2 separate regions of the Homo sapiens genome follow, and region 1 is linked to region 2. A link is an interaction called in ENCODE POLR2A ChIA-PET data of the cell type or tissue named here. Cell type or tissue: PC-9. All regions are shown on one strand. Each heading gives the region's core, and the rest is flanking DNA. Links, peaks and the distances in the headings are about the cores only.

Evidence for each region. ChIA-PET counts read pairs that join two places held together with the same protein. Peaks named below come from ENCODE experiments on the same cell type or tissue, not always from the same donor. Only the 100,000 strongest peaks of a DNase experiment are listed, where the experiment ranks them.
Region 1: POLR2A ChIA-PET joins it to region 2 with 11 read pairs; 5 of 35 experiments call an interaction of 5 or more read pairs at or near these places.

The regions. Positions count from the first base shown.
Region 1 is chr12:14,944,855-14,950,931 of GRCh38, forward strand. ARHGDIB (Rho GDP dissociation inhibitor beta) reads right to left here. Exons shown (of 6, transcript NM_001175.7): 2 at 5,678-5,870; 3 at 4,948-5,031; 4 at 3,019-3,095. The coding sequence starts at 5,858. Among named protein-coding and RNA genes, the nearest start is that of ERP27, 9.4 kb to the left of the region's middle. RefSeq lists enhancers at 4,214-4,423, 5,593-6,077. In PC-9, for the core only: no CTCF peak of the experiment used is centred there; no DNase peak of the experiment used is centred there; H3K27ac peaks cover 863 bases.
Region 2 is chr12:14,863,928-14,875,370 of GRCh38, forward strand. No RefSeq gene overlaps it. Among named protein-coding and RNA genes, the nearest start is that of MGP, 16 kb to the right of the region's middle. In PC-9, for the core only: no CTCF peak of the experiment used is centred there; a DNase peak (open chromatin) is centred at 5,174; H3K27ac peaks cover 306 bases.

The sequences.
Region 1 (6,077 bases), core at 1-5,000, 78 kb after region 2:
AACCAAGATGTTCAGATTAAGAGGGTCTTTCATTTTTTCTCATCTTTCATGCTGATCCTGCCTAGCTGAATCGTCTCTGACAATGAAAAAACTAAAGATTTAGTTCAGAATTGGTGTTTCTATAATTATTTAGCATGGCTGTGAGGCAAAGATTAGAGAGGGGAAATCATAAAATGCAACATTGCCAAACTGGTTTAATTATCGAACATTTTGATTTTTACCGTTTTGGGAGAGAGGAGTGGTTCATTAAAACATTGGCCCAATATTCTTCATTGTATTTCTCCTTTCTCAATGGTCCCAAGAATGGCCTTGAGCTTTCCCTCTCCAATACTGCTGACCAAGAGACCATCCTTGTCTTAGGAAAAGTTATGAAGATACCAATAGAGCACATTATGTAAATATCTAAAAACCACAACCTCAGAGATGATCCACTTACCATATAAAAAACAAACAACAAGGAGGAAAGTGAAAATTCATGTCTAGAAGATGGCTGTGACTGCAATATAACTGAAATAATGGGTGAAATTCACTTGTATCTGGCAAGTATGTTGGATGTCTGTCATTTTCAGACGTTGTCTGAGATCTTGCTATTTTCCCAAGCCTTTCAAAGAAAATTCAGTAACGCAGAATGAAAATGTGGACAGCCCAAGAACTTTGTTTTTCCATGATTCATTTCACCTGGGACTGACCTGGGTTGTCTGTTAATTTTACACAGTCGTTATGTCTATACAAACAAATTAAAGTGGACATTGCATCATTAGCCGAAGAGCTTGGTTATCTGTTCACCAATGTGAAGAATTAAAGCATCTTCAAATAATTTTTCTTCAACAATAATTATGGCTGTCCTTTTGTGTTGGACACAATAGTTCAACCAATCAACCAGTGCTATCTTTTGTTTTGTTGGCAGGGAGGTGGCAGAGCAGTGAACTCTGCCAGCTTAGATTCTTGACTGTCACAGGGTAAATCTGTAGTATAAACCTATGAAAAGCTGTCAGAAAAAAAATTAGCATCATCAAAGAGACTGTGATAAAGCCCAGGCTTTCTAATACTGTGAGTCTCAAATGTAGCTCATAGGAATAGGGAAAATAAATGCACCTTTCTAGATGTCCCGAAGCTTATCCCTTTCACCTAGTGGGAGAAAGACCTAAGAAGAAGAATTATATTGGTGTAGCAATAAGGACTTCAAGACAAAGAGTCTACCATCTCACCAGCGCTCTTCAGTGGGTCCATTTAATATAAATACATTTGGGGTGGGTGAAATAAAACTATGAATATTCATAGAATCCTCTTCTTCTGCCCACATCCCCATCCCTATTGTGTCTCCCACTCCAGGGGGAAGAAGCCTTGGTGTTATGAATCAAAGTGAGAGCTGTGGAAGTCAGAGATACCACATTTCCTTGGGAGGCAGAAAAAAAGTTGGGAAGAACCTAAAATAACAATCGTAGGTCAGGTTTTTAGAAAGTGCTAAGAAGTTTGGGAGGAGAAAAAGAACATTGAGTGCAACTAACAGAGATTGTGAAAGAGGACTTAACATGTGTTACTTGTGTTATAAATGCAAACTTTCTTGGACATTTTTCAAGAGACTTCAGTGAAGATTTAAGTTGTTTTTCAAGGATTTTTGACTTTGATCTGGCATTTCTTCTAATTGTAGCACCATGCTGGGACAAGCCACAGGATGGTTCAACTTTACGTAGGTTACCCAGAGAGCCATCAAACCTCTGAATTAGAGAGTACTCAAAAGCCCCTTTCTGTGGCCTCCTCCTGCATCATCCTAATGTGTAAACCTGTCCACACAGACCCACATACCACATTCCTCCTCCACCTCCCCATCCAGAGGAGAAGCCCCTGTTCCAGAGCTTTCCTTTGCATCTTAGTCACGTCAAAATTTACCTGTCACATTTCATTTGAGGAAACCTGGTTTACCAAATAGACAAATTAATGCAATAGCATCAATGATTAAAAATGAAACTGATGTGCAACCCATTCTAGGCATATTTTGATATAATGCCTTACCAAACCTTCAGGTGCTCCAATAATAAATAATATGACAGGAAACAAGTAAGTGAACCCTAGCTCAGTGTCCATTATAGAGTAGGCATCAACAAATATTTCCAGGATGAAATTATTTTCAGTTATATTTGTATGGGGTAGGGAGGTCATCCATAAACCCTGAATCATATCCTGTACCTTGGGGAAAAAAGTTCCCAGTGTGCAAATAGAGAGAGCAGATGGAGTCTTCCTTGGTGGAGCCCAGGCCCTGGAGACTGAGGCTAAGTGGGAATGAGAGGCCACCAAAGCAAACATAAACCACGAAGTGCAAACACTGCATTTCTAACTTATTTGTTTTCAAAGTCAAAGTTATTTTTCTTGTGATTTTGGCTGCTCATTGGGATATATGGCTCATTGGGATATATTAGATGTCAGTTTATTTCTTATTTAGTTTCCTCTTTCCTGGTTACCTGTTCCACAACTATAATTGTAATTTCCAGTTCTTTAGCAAAGATCACACTTCCTGGATTTATATAATCCTTGAGCAATTAGAGCTGAGGCCCTGTCCCATTTTCTTTTCCTATTGGTTGATTCACTTGTTTGTCCACTTTTCAATATATATTCATGAACTATATGCTATTTACAAAGTTTTGTGTGAAATATTGGAAAGGAGAGATGTACAATTTCACCCTAGATTGAGGTGCTTATATTCTATGAAGAAGAAATGACACAGGTGGTACAACACAAAGCAGTGTGTGCCTCGAGGATGTGTTTGGAGTTCACAGAGGGATCCCATTGGCTTAAGAGATAATGAAGAGTTTAAGAAGTCCTGGCTAGGAAAAGACAGGAGGCAAACGTGGGTCTCAACAGGTAGCCCTCAGGGCTGGGAAGAGGACATTCCAGACCCAGCTTGGGGGTACTAGGGGAGAAACAAACAAAAAGTACCTCAACATGATCATGCAAGAAATGTAGTCACTGATTAAAGAAAAGATTTAAACTTTACAAAAACACACAAGGCAGGATACTTACTTTGAAGTGAATTTTGACTCTATATTCAGAACCTTCCTTTAACACAATGGTTTCCTTTTTGAGGGCTTCCAGATCTCCTGTAGAAGAAGATTTAGAGAGAGTTTATCCTCAAAAGCAGATACACAAGTTAATAAATGACTTTTAAGTCCCGGAAAAATTTGTTGGGCCCACGAGGGCAACATGGTTCACAGGGCCCTCAATTCACAGAGTATTTGAGTTTAGTCCTTGCACACACACACACACACACACACACACACACACACACTTAATGCCTGAAATCTTACAGCTCTGTTATGAAAAACATGAGAGTTTCCCTGCCCCCAAGTTTGATGACAATGCTAAAAATACACAAGACATTACAAATAATGAGTTGTGAAGATAAATCTTTTTTTGGTCCATTTATTCTCTCATTGAGAATTATATTACTGGTCAAATGAAGAGGTTATTAAAGAATATGCCCCTTACCCCTCAAATAAAACATATAAGAAAAATAGTATTTAGGAGTGTCAGCTATTTGTTTTTATAGATTTGGTGATGTTTGTGGCATTTTCTAGCTTTTAAAATTCTACTTGTTTTTATTCATTTTATCACTTTAAGAAAATGTTCACCTTTGTGTTTACTCTTGTATTTTCATTTGCAATTTCATACTATTTTTCTTAAGGAATATCACTGAAGTTATAAAAGCTTCAGGTTCCATAAAACCAGGATCTGTCCCAAATTCCTGTACCCTGATTAAGGAGGTAATCACTCTCTATGCTTTTCTTCATGCATAGCAGCTTGTTAGTGACAGAAAACCCAATTTGGTTTTCCTCTGCTGGGAAAGGGGACAGAGACCAAGTTTTCCTTGCAATACTACCAGGTCCTGCTGAAGAGAACAGATTTCTTTAGCGCTAATTCAGACCTTATCTTGCAAACTGGCAGCTGTACCTGGTAATATTAGGAAGACTCTGAGTTCTGGTGAGAGAGCGTGAGTTTCTCTCCTGGAGAGATGTCAGCATGTCGGGGTAGCTGAATGTGTGTGTGTGCCTGCTCTAATGATTTCAGTTGAACAGGAAGTGTGCCTTCTCAGCCTCTGATTTCCTCCCTCTGACAAAAAAGCCCATATAAGGTAAAGACTGGCTGTGTCCTGTGAGAGGGGAACTACTCTGCTGCTAACTAAGCCAACTGTTCTAGACTTGTGCTTTGTCTGTCTCACAAGAGTCCAATTTTTTCATTTGGTAACTATTTTTTTTTTCCACTAAAAACTTGCCTTTGAAGGCCCCAATCTCCTGGCTCCGTGCTTCTCCTCTCATATCCCCTCTGATGCCCATTTCCTCCACAATAACCCCCTTCCCAGTCTCTCTCCTCCTCAAGCCCTAAGTCTCAGGGAAAGGCTTGACCCTTAGTTACAATAAGGTGAAAGAAAATAACATCTTAATTTGTACGCCTTTAGTAGGAGACGTTGTTTATTTAACAAGAATCAGAGTTTCAAGCTAAAACAATTCAATCTATAGCAGTGGAATTTCTAGTATAATTCCGGATTGCTTCTCACCTTCCAGTAAGTTTTGTAGTGGATAGAAGATCAATACTTTGATGTTTAGACTGTATAAACCTTATAACTTCAGAAGCACACAATTTGTTTCTTAATATTTCCATCAGCAGTCTTTATTGCATAAATAACAATTCTCTTACTATCATGTGGAGACAAAAATCTGTAAATATATCAAATGTGTATGCCTGCACTCTCTTCAATTAAATAGAGATAAAGATTGGGCTTTTCATGAAACATGGTAAATACTGTGCACTCTAAGAGCAATGATTTGTTAACTGGTCCTAGCATATATATCTCTCTGATTCACCAGTTTTCTTCTGTTGGAACAGGAGACAGAGACCAAGTTTTCTTTGTGATATCTTAGGCCCCCTTTGAACAGTACAGATGTGTCTACATACCAGTAAGGTCCATGGTGATTGGTCCCGGGGCACTCTCACAAACCAGGGTGAGCCGGGTGACAACGACATTGGGGGCTTTCGGATCTGCAGGATCGAAAGGGAATGTAAGTACCAAGAAGAGACATGTGTATAGTGGGTGTGTGCATTTCAAGTGGGAGACAGAGAGTATGAAAATAAAAGTGATCTTTCTATCTGGAGTAGAAATAGAAATGGATGTGGCAGGTTTGCTATGCTTGGTCTTGATGGCCTTGTAAATTACAGCAAAGTTATTTCTGCTTTAGGCACTTGTAGGTCCATCTAATTATTGACATCCAACATTTCCTGAATGGCTATGGGTCAGGTACTCTGCTAATTGGGCACTGTCCATTTATATCTCTGGGCCATGTCTTGTTCTGCCGCGGTGTATGTGGAAGAGATGAACGGTTAGGTAAGGACTGAGAAAGAGAGAAAATGGAGAGAGAGAAATACAATTCTAAGTGGTAGCCTGGAATTCTTTCTAAATCCCCTCTGTGTGTTATGTGTGCCTATCTCACTGCTGACTTGCATCTTATCTCTTAAGAAGACTTAATTATACAGTTCATAACTTTAATCAGCATATATAAATTGTGCCTCGCTCACTTTTTCCTGGAAGCAGTTGGTCCTCTTCCCTTTGCTGCTGCTCCTGAGCAGCCAAAATGTCTTCTTCCCTCTCAGCGATCTTCCACCCACCCTGTTCTCTGTACACACATACCTGTCACCACAGGACCATCTCCCAGCAGCGTTTTCTTGTACTTAATTAGACTCTCATCATCTTTGTCCATTTCCTGCAGCTCTTTCAGGGACTTCTGTGGTGGAGGCTTATAATTGAGCTTGCTGTCCAGCTCATCATCGTCATCCTCCTCCACATGTGGCTCTGGGGCTTTTTCAGTCATTCTGATCTATTTCTGGGAGACAGAATGACAGCCCGTTAGTCAACAAGTCATGAATATAAAAGATGTTAGTGGGGCTGCTGTTAGCAGCCTCCTTACCCTCATGGACTTCTCTGATCATCAGTCACTTTCCTGATTGTTTTCCTAATTCAATCTCATTAAATTCTATGAAATAATAATCTAATGTATTCTAGTAATTTCTCTGACCTGCCTGAATTTCTC
Region 2 (11,443 bases), core at 2,646-7,645:
CAGCTCCTCTTTGTACCTCTGGTAGAATTCAGTTGTGAATCCATCTGGTCTTGGACTTTTTTTGGTTGGTAGGCTATTAATTATTGGAACCTGTTATTGGTCTATTCAGAGATTCACTTTCTTCCTGGTTTAGTCTTGGGAGGGTGTATGTGTCCAGGAATTTATCCATTACTTCTAGATTTTCTAGTTTATTTGTATAGAGGTGTTTATAGTATTCTCTGATGGTAGTTTGTATTTCTGTGGGATTTGTGGTGATATCCCCTTTATCATTTTTTATTGTGTCTATTTGTTTCTTCTCTCTTTTCTTCTTTATTAGTCTTGCTAGTGGTCTGTCCATTTTGTTGATCTATTCAAAAAACCAGCCCCTGGATTCATTGATTTTTTTGAAGTGTTTTTTGTGTCTCTGTCTCCTTCAGTTCTGCTCTGATCTTAGTAATTTCTTGCCTTCTGCTAGCTTTTGAATGTGTTTGCTCTTGCTTCTCTAGTTCTTTTAATTGTGATGTTAGGGTGTCGATTTTAGATCTTTCCTGCTTTCTCTTGTGGGCATTTAGTGCTATAAATTTCCCTCTACACACTGCTTTCATTGTATCCCAGAGATTCTGGTATGTTGTGTCTTTGTTCTCATTGGTTTCAATGAACATCTTTATTTCTGCCTTCATTTCATTATTTCCCCAGTAGTCATTCAGGAGCACGTTGTTCAGTTTCCATGTAGTTATGCAGTTTTGAGTGATTTTCTTAATCCCGAGTTCTAATTTGATTGCTCTGTGGTCTGAGAGACAGTTTGTTGTGATTTCTGTTCTTTTACATTTGCTGAAGAGGGCTTTACTGCCAACTGTGTGGTCAATTTTGGAATAAGTGCGATGTGGTGCTGAGAAGAATGTATATTCTATTGATTTGGGGTGGAAAGTTCTGTAGATGTCTACTAGGTATGCTTGTTGCAGAGCTGAGTTCAAGTCCTGGATATCTTTGTTAACCTTCTGTCTCGTAGATCTGTCTAATATTGACAGTGGGGTGTTAAACTCTCCCATTATTATTGTGTGGGAATCTAAGTCTCTTTGTAGGTCTCTAAAGATTTGCTTTATGAATCTGGCTGCTCCTGTATTGGGTGCATATACATTTAGGATAGTTAGCTCTTCTTGTTGAATTGATCCCTTTACCATTATGTAATGGCCTTGTCTCTTTTGATCTTTGTTGGTTTAAAGTCTGCTTTATCAGAGACTAGGATTGCAACCCCTGCTATTTTTGCTTTCCATTTGCTTGGTAGATCTTCCTCCATCCCTTTATTTTGAGCCTATGTGTGTCTCTGCACAGGAGATGGATTTCCTGAATACAGCACACTGATGGGTCTTAACTCTTTATCCAATTTGCCAGTCTCTGTCTTTTAATTGGGGCATTTAGTCCATTTACATATAAGGTTAATATTGTTATGTGTGAATTTGATCCTGTCATTATGATGTTAGCTGGTTATTTTGCCCATTAGTTGATGCAGTTTTGTCCTATCATTGATGGTCTTTACAATTTGGCATGTTTTTGCAGTGGCTGGTACCAGTTGTTCCTTTCCATTTTTAGTGCCTCCTTCAGGGGCTCTTGTAAGGCAGGCCTGGTGGTGACAAAATCTCTCAGCATTTGCTTGTCTGTAAAGGATTTTATTTCTCCTTCACTTATGAAGCTTAGTTTGGCTGGATATGAAATTCTGGGTTGAAAATTCTTTCTTTAAGAATGTTGAATATTGGCCCCTCCTCTCTTCTGGCTTGTAGAGTTTCTGCCGAGATATCCGCTGTTAGTCTGATGGGCTTCCCTTTGTGGGTAACCTGACCTTTCTCTCTGGCTGCCCTTAACATTTTTTCCTTCATTTCAACCTCGGTGAATCTGACAATTACGTGTCTTGGGGTTGCTCTTCTTGAGGAGTATCTTTGTAGTGTTCTCTGTATTTCCTGAATTTGAATGTTGGCCTTCCTTGCTAGGTTGGGGAAGTTCTGGATAATAACCTGAAGAGTGTTTTTCAACTTGGTTCCATTTTCCCCGTCACTTTCAGGTACACCAGTCAGACATAGATTTGGTCTTTTCACTTTGTCCCATATTTCTTGGAGGCTTTGTTCGTTTCTTTTTACTCTTTTTCTCTAAACTTCTCTTCTCACTTTATTTCATTAATTTGATCTTCAATCACTGATACCCTTTCTTCCACTTGATCGAATCAGCTATTGAAGCTTGTGCATGTGTCACGTAGATCTCGTGCCATGGTTTTCAGCTCCATCTTGTCATTTAAGGTCTTCTCTGCACTGTTTATTCTAGCTAGCCATTCATCTAATCTTTTTTCAAGGTTTTTAGCTTCCATGTGATGGGTTCAAACATCCTCCTTTAGCTTGGAGAAGTTTGTTATTACCAACCTTCTGAAGCTTACTTCTGTCAGCTCGTCAAATTCATTCTCCGTCCTGCTTTGTTCCATTGCTGGTGAGGAGCTGTGATCCTTTGGAGGAGAAGAGGCACTCCAGTTTTTAGAATTTTCAGCTTTTCTGCTCTGGTTTCTCCCCATCTTTGTGGTTTTATCTACCTTTGGTCTTTGATGGTGGTGACCTACAGATGGGGTTTTGGTGTGGATGTCCTTTTTGTTGATGTTGATGCTAGTCCTTTCTGTTTGTTAGTTTTTCTTCTAACAGTTAGGCCCCTCAGCTGCAGGTCTGTCGGAGTGTGCTGGGGTTCCACTCCAGACCGTGTTTGCCTGGGTATCACCAGTGGAGGCTGCAGAACAGCAAATATTGCAGAACAGCAAATATTGCTGCCTGATCCTTCCTCTGGAAGCTTTGTCCCAGAGGGGCACCTGCCTGTATTAGGTGTCAGTCGGCCCCTACTGGGAGGTGTCTCCCAGATAGGCTACACGAGGGTCAGGGACCCACTTGAGGAGGCAGTCTGTCCATTCTCCAAGCTCAAACACTGTGCTGAGAGAACCACTGCTCTCTTCAGAGCTGTCAGACAGGGATGTTTAAGTCTGCAGAAGTTTCTGCTGTCTTTTATTCAGCTATGCCCTGCCCCCAGAGGTGGCGTCTACCTTGCTGAGCTGCAGAGGGCTCCACCCAGTTCCAGCTTCCCCTGGCCGCCTTGTTTACCTACTCAAGCCTCAGCAATGGCGGATGCCCCTCCCCCTGCCAGGCTGCTGCCTTGCAGGTCGATCTCAGATTGCTGCACTAGCAGTGAGCAAGGCTCCATGGGCGTGGGAGCCTCTGAGCCAGGCATGGGATATAATCTCCTGGTGTGCCATTTGCTAAGACCATTGGAAAAGCGCAGTATTTGGGCAGGAGTATCCCGTTTTTCCAGATACTATTTGTTGTGGCTTCCCTTGGCTAGGAAAGGGAAATCCCCTGACCCCTTGCACTTCCTGGGTGAGGCGATAACCGGCCCTGCTTCATCTCACCCTCCATGGGCTGCACCCACTGTCCAACCAGTCCCAATGAGATGAACCAGGTACCTCAGTTGGAAATGCAGAAATCACCCATCTTCTGCATCAATCACGCTGGGAGTTGCAGACTGGAGCTGTTCCTACTTGGCCATCTTGGAACAGAATCTGGAAATTCTTTTCTTTAAGAATGTGGAATATTGGCCCCTAATCTCTTCTGGCTTGTAGGGTTTCTACTGAGAGGTCTGCTGTTAGTCTGATGGGCTTCCTTTCGTTAGGTGACCAAGCCTTTCTGTCTGGCTGCCCTTAACATTTTTTTCTTTCATTTTGACCTTGGAGAATCTGATGATTATGTGTCTTGGGGATTATCTTGTAAAGTATCTTACCAGGGTTATCTGCATTTCCTGAATTTGAATGTTGGCCTGTGTAGCTAGATTGCAGAAGTTCTCTGGGATGATACCCTGAAGTATGTTTTCCAAATTGATTCCAGCCTCTGCATCTCTTTTTGGTACCCAAATCTGTCATAGATTTAGTCTCTTTACGTAATCCCATATTGGAGGTTTCGTTCATTCCTTTTTCACTATTCTTGTCTGTCTGTAATTTCAGAAAGACAGTCTTCAAGCTCTGAGATTCTTTCCTCTGCTTGGTCTATTCTGCTATTAATACTTTGAATTGCATTGTGAAGTTCTTGTAGTGTGTTTTTTGGCTTTATAAGGTCGATTATGTTTCTCTCTATACTGGTTATTTTGGCTGTCTACTCCTGCATTGTTTTATCATGTTTCTTAGCTTCTTTGCATTGGGTTACAACATGCTCCTTTAGTTCAGCGAAGTTTGTTTGCTTGTTTTCATCCACATTCTGAAGACTACTTTTGTCATTTCAGCCATCTCAGCCTCAGCCCAGTTCTGAACCCTTGCTGGAGAGGTGTTGTGGTCATTTGGAGGAAAGGGGGCACTCTGGTTTTTTGAGTTTTCATTGTTTTTGCATTGATACTTTCTCATCTTTGTGGGCTTATCTACTTTTGATCTTTAAGGTTGCTCACCTTTGGATGGGTTCTTTTGTGTTTTCTTTTGTTGTTGTTATTGTTGTTTTTTCTTTGTTTGTTTTTCTTTTAACAGCCTGGCCATTCTTCTGTAGGGCTGCTGTGTTTGGCTGGGGGTCCAATCCAGACCCTAGTCACCTCGGTTTTTCTAGTACCTGAAGGTATCATCAGTGAATGCTGCAAAACAGCAAAGATGGCAGCCTGCCCCTCTCTCTGGGAGCTCTGCCCTGAGGGCTACTGACCTGTTGCTGGCCTAAACATGCCTGTACAAGGTGGCTGGAGACCCTGGTTGGGGTCACTAGGAACGAGATCAGGGACCTGCTTAAAGTATCAGTCTGGCTGCTTTTTGGTAGAGCAGCTGTGCTATGTTGAGGATCCCTTCAGCCCCCAATCCAAGGTCTGCAGGGTGGACTAGCTGAGATGCCCAAACAGCAAAGGTGGTGGCCTGCCCCATCTCGTGGGCTCCCCCATTCCAGGGAGAAATTAGAACTCTGTTGGTCATAGAACATGGGCAGGGGTGGCCTGGGGCCCCAGCTGGGAGGACCTGCCCAGCAAGGAGGAATGGATCCTGCCCCCTTTTATAGAAGCAGTCTGGCCACACCTTAACAAGACAGTCATGGAGTCCTGGGGACCCATCCCCGGCCATGTCAGCTTGGACTCACCAAAGCCCACAGGCTGGAATGGCTGAGTCACCCAAACAGCAAAGATGGTGACCTGCTCCTCCCCCTGGGCACCCATCCCAGGGAGAAATCAGACCTCTGTCCTTAGAGCAGGGTAGCCAGAGGCCCTGACTGGGAGGACCTGCCCTGCAAGGAGGAGTGGATTGGGTTCCTGTTTGAAGAAACAGTCTGACTACACCTTGACAAAAGAGCTCTGCCATGCTGGGGAGCTGCCTCTGTGCTGGTCAACTTGCACTCTCCACACCCTGCAGGCTGGAGTGGCTTAGTTGTCCAAACAACCAAGGCGGTGGCCCACACCTCTCCCTCAGGGAGAGATCAGAACTCTGTCCATAGAAAATGGGCAGGAGTGGCCGAAGGTTCCAGATGGGAGGTCCTGCCCAGTGAGGAGGAATGTTTTGGGATACTGCTTAAAGAGGCAATCTGGGCACATTCTGGCAAAGCAGCTCTGCTGTGTTGGGGGGAATCTTTCCTTGTCCAGACCATTTGGATTTTCCAAAGCTCACAGGCTGGAATGGCTGAGTTGACCAAACAGCAGAGATGGTGGCCTGCCTCTGTCCTCCGGGTCTCTGACCCATCTCAGGCAGGCTCCACCCTGTTGCTAGTAGCTGGCTGGAATCCAAGCCAGTAGATCTTATCTTGTGAGGTACCGTGGAAGTGAGGCCCACAGACTGACACTGGCCCCCTGGATTCAGCTCCCTTCCTAGGGGTATATACAGGTCTCCTGCCTTGCTGAGGATCCCAAAGCCAGAGTAGGTAAAGCTCCTGGGTCTCTGTGTGTGCCTGAGCAGCTGCTGTGCTGAGACTCTACACAGCTCTGTGTGTCGGACCCAAGGCCCTGTGGTGTGGGCTCACAAGGGAATCTCTTGATTTGACAGTTGCAAAGATCTGTGGGAGAAGTCTGGTTTCTTGGGGTCACACAGTCACTCACTGCTTCCTGTGGCTGGGGATGGGGGTTCCCTTGGCTCTGTGTTGCTCTCAGGTGGGCTATCGCCCCACCCTGCTTTTCTATGTTCTCCATGGGTCAAGCTGTTTTCCTGATCAGCCTCACTGCGAGTACCTGGATATTTCAGTTGGAGGTGTGGTATTCACTTGCTCCTTTCTTTCCTCTTTGTGAGAGCCAGGTACCACAGCTGCTTCTAATTGGCCATCTCTGCCCTCTCCCCATCAGCTTCATTTCCGGTACATCACACAAACCATAGCAAAATAAAATGTGTAATACATGCTTGTATTAGTTTAATTACACTTAAGATTATGAGTCACAGAGACGCTTAGAAAATAATAGAAACTCCTTTCTTTCCTTTATTGTCAAACTCTTAGTTACCTATCTGCTTCTGACCACATTTAATTCACAGCTATGGTTTCGATAAGACCTAAAGAATTAAATCAGTTGTCCAAAAAAGAAATTCCAAGCCCTAAATATGCCTACCTCAAATATATGTTATCTGTGCATATTAAGGAAGAGTCAAGATGGAGGCTTAAAATGCTAGATAGTTGCTCCTTACTTAAAGTTTTTTATGTGACTACTCACCTATCTAATAACACAGTTATAATCATCTTATTTGCCTACTCTCACATGCCCATTCTGTCTTTCCTGGAGTGCCTAAATTCCTTCAGCCTGTTTCTGTATCTTAACCTACTGTCTAACCCTCTCCCTGTCCTGAGTGGAAGGGGCTAACAACTGTTTTTATGAACAGAAGTATTGGATCTGTGTATTTCTCTCATTTAGGCATAGGTAACAATTATAGGATTTTAAGGTTTGAAGTTTCATTTGGCCTGACCATCCTTTCCAGGAATTCCCTTTTCTTTGTCCCTGTCAAGTGGCGTTTCCCCTTGTTTAAATGTGTCCTGTGATGATAAGCTTACTCCAGCAGACATTTTCAAATGGAACTTCTGTCTTAGATTTTTCATTCGTTGAACCAAAATCTTTCTCCTTGTAATTTTTATCCTTTGTTCATAGTTCTACTCTTAGGGTAGTATACCTTTTTCCTTTCCACATGTTAGACCTCTGTAGGTTTGTACCTTGAGGCACACATGCCTTGTCTGCTTCAGATCAAATAGTTCATTTCTTTCACCATTTGTCATGGAGCTTAATTTTAAGCCCCTTTCCTTTTTGTATTTATTCTCTTCTAGATACAGTGCCCCTGGTCTCCAGAGTCCATCTCTGGGCTGTAAAATGGAGCCATGAAATGAGCAGGATATATATATGACCATACTAACTTAAGAGACACATGCACCTAAGCTTTCTAAAGGGAGAAGTGGGGTTACATGAGATTATGGTGTGAGAAAATGTTAAACAAATGAAAGGGTCTACTCTTCCAATTTTGGCCCTCTTTGGTTCCAGTGACTGGGGCACAAAGAGAAGACATGAAAAGAGATACTGAAAATCAGTCCCAATTAGGTTTAGAGAAGTACAAGTGGAGATGAAGGTGATTTACATTTCATGCCCTTTCAGGAAGGAGTAACCATTCTAATACATCCTTCTCAAAGAGTGCATGTTTAGTGGAACATCAGCCAATGATGACTTGTGGAAAAAAAGCAGAGTGTCACCATCAAATGGGGAACATCGAGAAGCCTTCATTTTAGTGCATCCACCCATCCTAACTTATTCTGCAGGTCGTTTTGCAGTTGAAGCCGTAAGGAAGGCAGTTTGTCATTTCTTTTTGAAAGCCCAGGTTTGTGTGTACCAGCATTAGCAAAGCCAGGAAAGCATCTTTGGTAGATACACTAACTGTGCTACAGGGTGGCCTCTCATGAAAGATCCTGGAAACCTAGAGGCTTATGAATATGGATACTAGAAAAACATTGTAGACTTTGTAGGGCCAATTCTAGAGTTTGAATATCTAAAAACTCACTTTATCATATCAAGGTCTTTTTTAGCCTCTACAAGTAATATCTGTTTTTAACATGAAGGAAATAAATCATGCAATGTTTAAAATTGCAAGGTATGTGTATACCAGGCAGCACAGACCTAAATTATGACTTTGAAGTTTTCTCACTGCAACATTTACAAACCCAGTCCAGCTTGTGGAAAACCATGGACAGATTTTGGTTTGGCTCAGGGCCTTCTTTTCATCTTCCAGGTCACTGAGTGCAAAGGAAAAAAAAAAAACCCTGTAAATATTTTTGAAGCACAGGTTTATTTTTCCCTCTTGCAAAATTAAAATTGAATTATTTAATTTTATCCAAGGGAACTAATTTGTTCTAGACAAGAGGCCGACTCTCTACCACTCAAAAATGCTTTTTAGACTGATTTCATGTTACTTCTGTGACTTTTGACTTTGTGATTTCCATGGAAGTCTTATTAGAAAATGAAAGATGATTGCAAAGGAGGTTTTCATTCTCAACATGTTTTCTAGCATTAGGGTTGGGTCTTCTCTTTTCTATATGGTTTCAAGTCTGATCAGTTTGCACACATTGCTCTGTGTCCCTAGTCTTCCCTTTGCAAAAAGACTTTCCAAGCGTTTTACCTTTAGTAGCAAAGAGTGTGTTTAGATATTGACATTTGAGTTCCAGTGCTTGTTTTGCTTTTAGTGACTTTAACTTACCTGACTTTGTTCCCACACCTCTTGACTGCAGACAATACTGTTCCTACTCCCCATAGATGCAGTCAGAACCAGTGGAAATAAAGTGTCTATGTGACAGCACTAGAAGTACATACGTTTTTAAAAATGAGACGTTAACACTATACACCTGGGGCTGCTAGAGCAGAATCATGAGTAGAGTCTGTGTGAAGAATTGGGTGTTTACTGAGCTGGGTCAGAGGAGGGTTATACTTCACTGAGATTGTGTCTCCTCTTTCTCTCATTGCAAACACACATGTACACCCACACACCTCATCTCTATTCTAGGTCCAAGTCTGCAACTGACATTCTAGTGGTTAGGCCTAGTGTGCTTCTCCTTCAATCCAGTCCTGGACAAATGCAGGTTCTCCAGGAACTGGTAATTCTGAGGGGTCCAGATAAACTACACGTTTCTTTTCATTTGAGGAATCTCTCAGAAACCATGTCAGTCTGGGTCTATTTTTCCCTTACATTTGGTTGACAGCTTGAGAAACCTGGATTGCTGTTCAGCCAGCAAAGAACGTCTTTACGAGTTGGTAGCCTAGGTTGCTACTTTATAATATGATTTGAAAGGTACTTGAAGGCCCATGCTCCAAAGAATCTTGTTCCAGAGCTTGTTGGGCTAGCTTTAGGGTCACTATTTGATGCCAGTTTCTTTGGGTCAACATGGTTCTCTCCAAATTCCATTTTTACAAAGCAGACATTTCCTTGGGAAGACTAAGGCAGCTTGTTTTGGTCTGTAGGTGGGAAGGGAGTAGATAGAAAAAGAGACACTAGTGTTAAATTAAATGAAATTTGGCCTAAAGCTGCCTCCATATGTAGCAAACTGTAACCTAATATGTAACCATATGTAGCAAACTGTAACTTAATATGTAAATACACTGCAATGTAACTTGCAGTGAGTATATTCTTGTCATGACTGATTGAGTTTTGGCCAATCATAGCAGCTGAGCTTTCAGCCAATCAGGGCCTGTAAACTGCTTAGACATGTCCAAATGAGGCAAATGCAGAGCTGTCACCAATCAGGCTATTTCTGCACGTCACTTCCTTTTTCTGTCTATAAATACTGCCTGCTCATATTGCTGAATGGAGCTTTCTTAACCTTTACTGCTTCAGAATGCTGCCTGATTCATGAACTGTTTCTTTGCTCAAATAAACTCTGCTAAATTTAATTTGTCTAACTTTTTTTTTTCTAGAATGAGAAAGTCTGGATGATTAGACAAGATTTTTTTTTTTTTTTTTGGTTGTCATAGTTCTATACCAGACTGACCTGATGTCAGGCCCTCTATGCCAAAGCTCATGATACAACCTCCCTAACATGGACTCAAAGCTCTAGGGTGGGGAAGAGTGAGGAAGCCTGGCCTGGGAAGTCCTATAAATAGCATTGCATACAGGACACTGCATCTGATTCACTGTAAGCTTTTGATGAGCTTTCCTCTACCTTCTGTCCTTCTGGTCCAGTTAGCTGGTTTTATACTGGATAATATATTAGCTAATCATTTTGCATCACCTGGCAACTTGTTAGGCATTTTGAATAAGGGAACAGAGCTAGCAGGGCCAATTGACTGACCATACATAGTGCATGTGACAAATTTACTGGCTTCCTAAATCTGCATTGGGATTTCTGATATAGCAGACTAGACTAATGAGGACGCCTGTGAAACAGCAGTGAATACAATTAATTTTGAAGTGAATTTTAGTGCCGAGCACTTCTCCCTGGCACTGCCTTCCCAGGCCTTCCCTCACCTGGCCCTTTTGGCCTTTGCTGTTGATATATCTGTTTCTAATCCCTATTGGTTAACATATTTTATTCAAAGGCATACACAAAGGCATTGCCATCAAATTTTCAGGAGATTCATATCTCCAACAGATAGCTAATAAAATGAATGATGAAATTATCTCAACTATTGAATTCAACAAGATGACATTTAGATAGTGATAAAATACACTTTGCATTTAGATGATAAAATGTGCTCACAAGTACAGCATGGGGAAAGATGTGACTTGCTAGTGCTTTATGTTAAAAATACCTGAAGATTTTAACAAAGGCATTGGTGAGAAGCAACTATGAGAAAAGCAAATACAGTCTTAGATTCCTCATAGGTGCAACAAGACTTGGATCATGAACAGTCATAATTAGTTGCACTCTGAGACTATCAGAAAATGTGTTGTGCTTCACATTGGGTCCTGCAAGACAGACACTGATAAATTAGGATATAATCAGAAAAAGTTGCATGGGAGTGTGAAGGTATCTGAGCAACATATCCAATGTGGAAGACTGAAAAGAAGAGCAGAGAAATGAGTGAGTAGAATAGACTCATTCTGTTTCGTTTGAGAGAGAAGAATTAAGGCCAAAATGTTTAAATTTATTCAATATACAAAAACTAGGGCATCATGTGGCCTAGAGCGCTTCATAACACATGTTTGCAAGTACAAACTGAATGACCATCTGCTACATTGGCCACATCATATGGCATAGAGTAGGCATATGATAAATATTTGTTAAATGTTACATACACGTAGGTGGAATGCTAGGAATGCTGTAGAAAGAAATAGTGGGAGGCTGGGCTTGATTAATGGTTCTAAATAGTGTTCTGCAAGATTTTGGTCAATGCCCCTTGATAAAAACATTGTATTGTCAAAGTATCTTGCAAACCCCTGTGCTAAACAGACTCAAACAAATTCCTTTACTTATGGACCACACAGAAGATTTGATATATTACATTTAGTATATTAAACATATATATATATATATATATATATATATATATA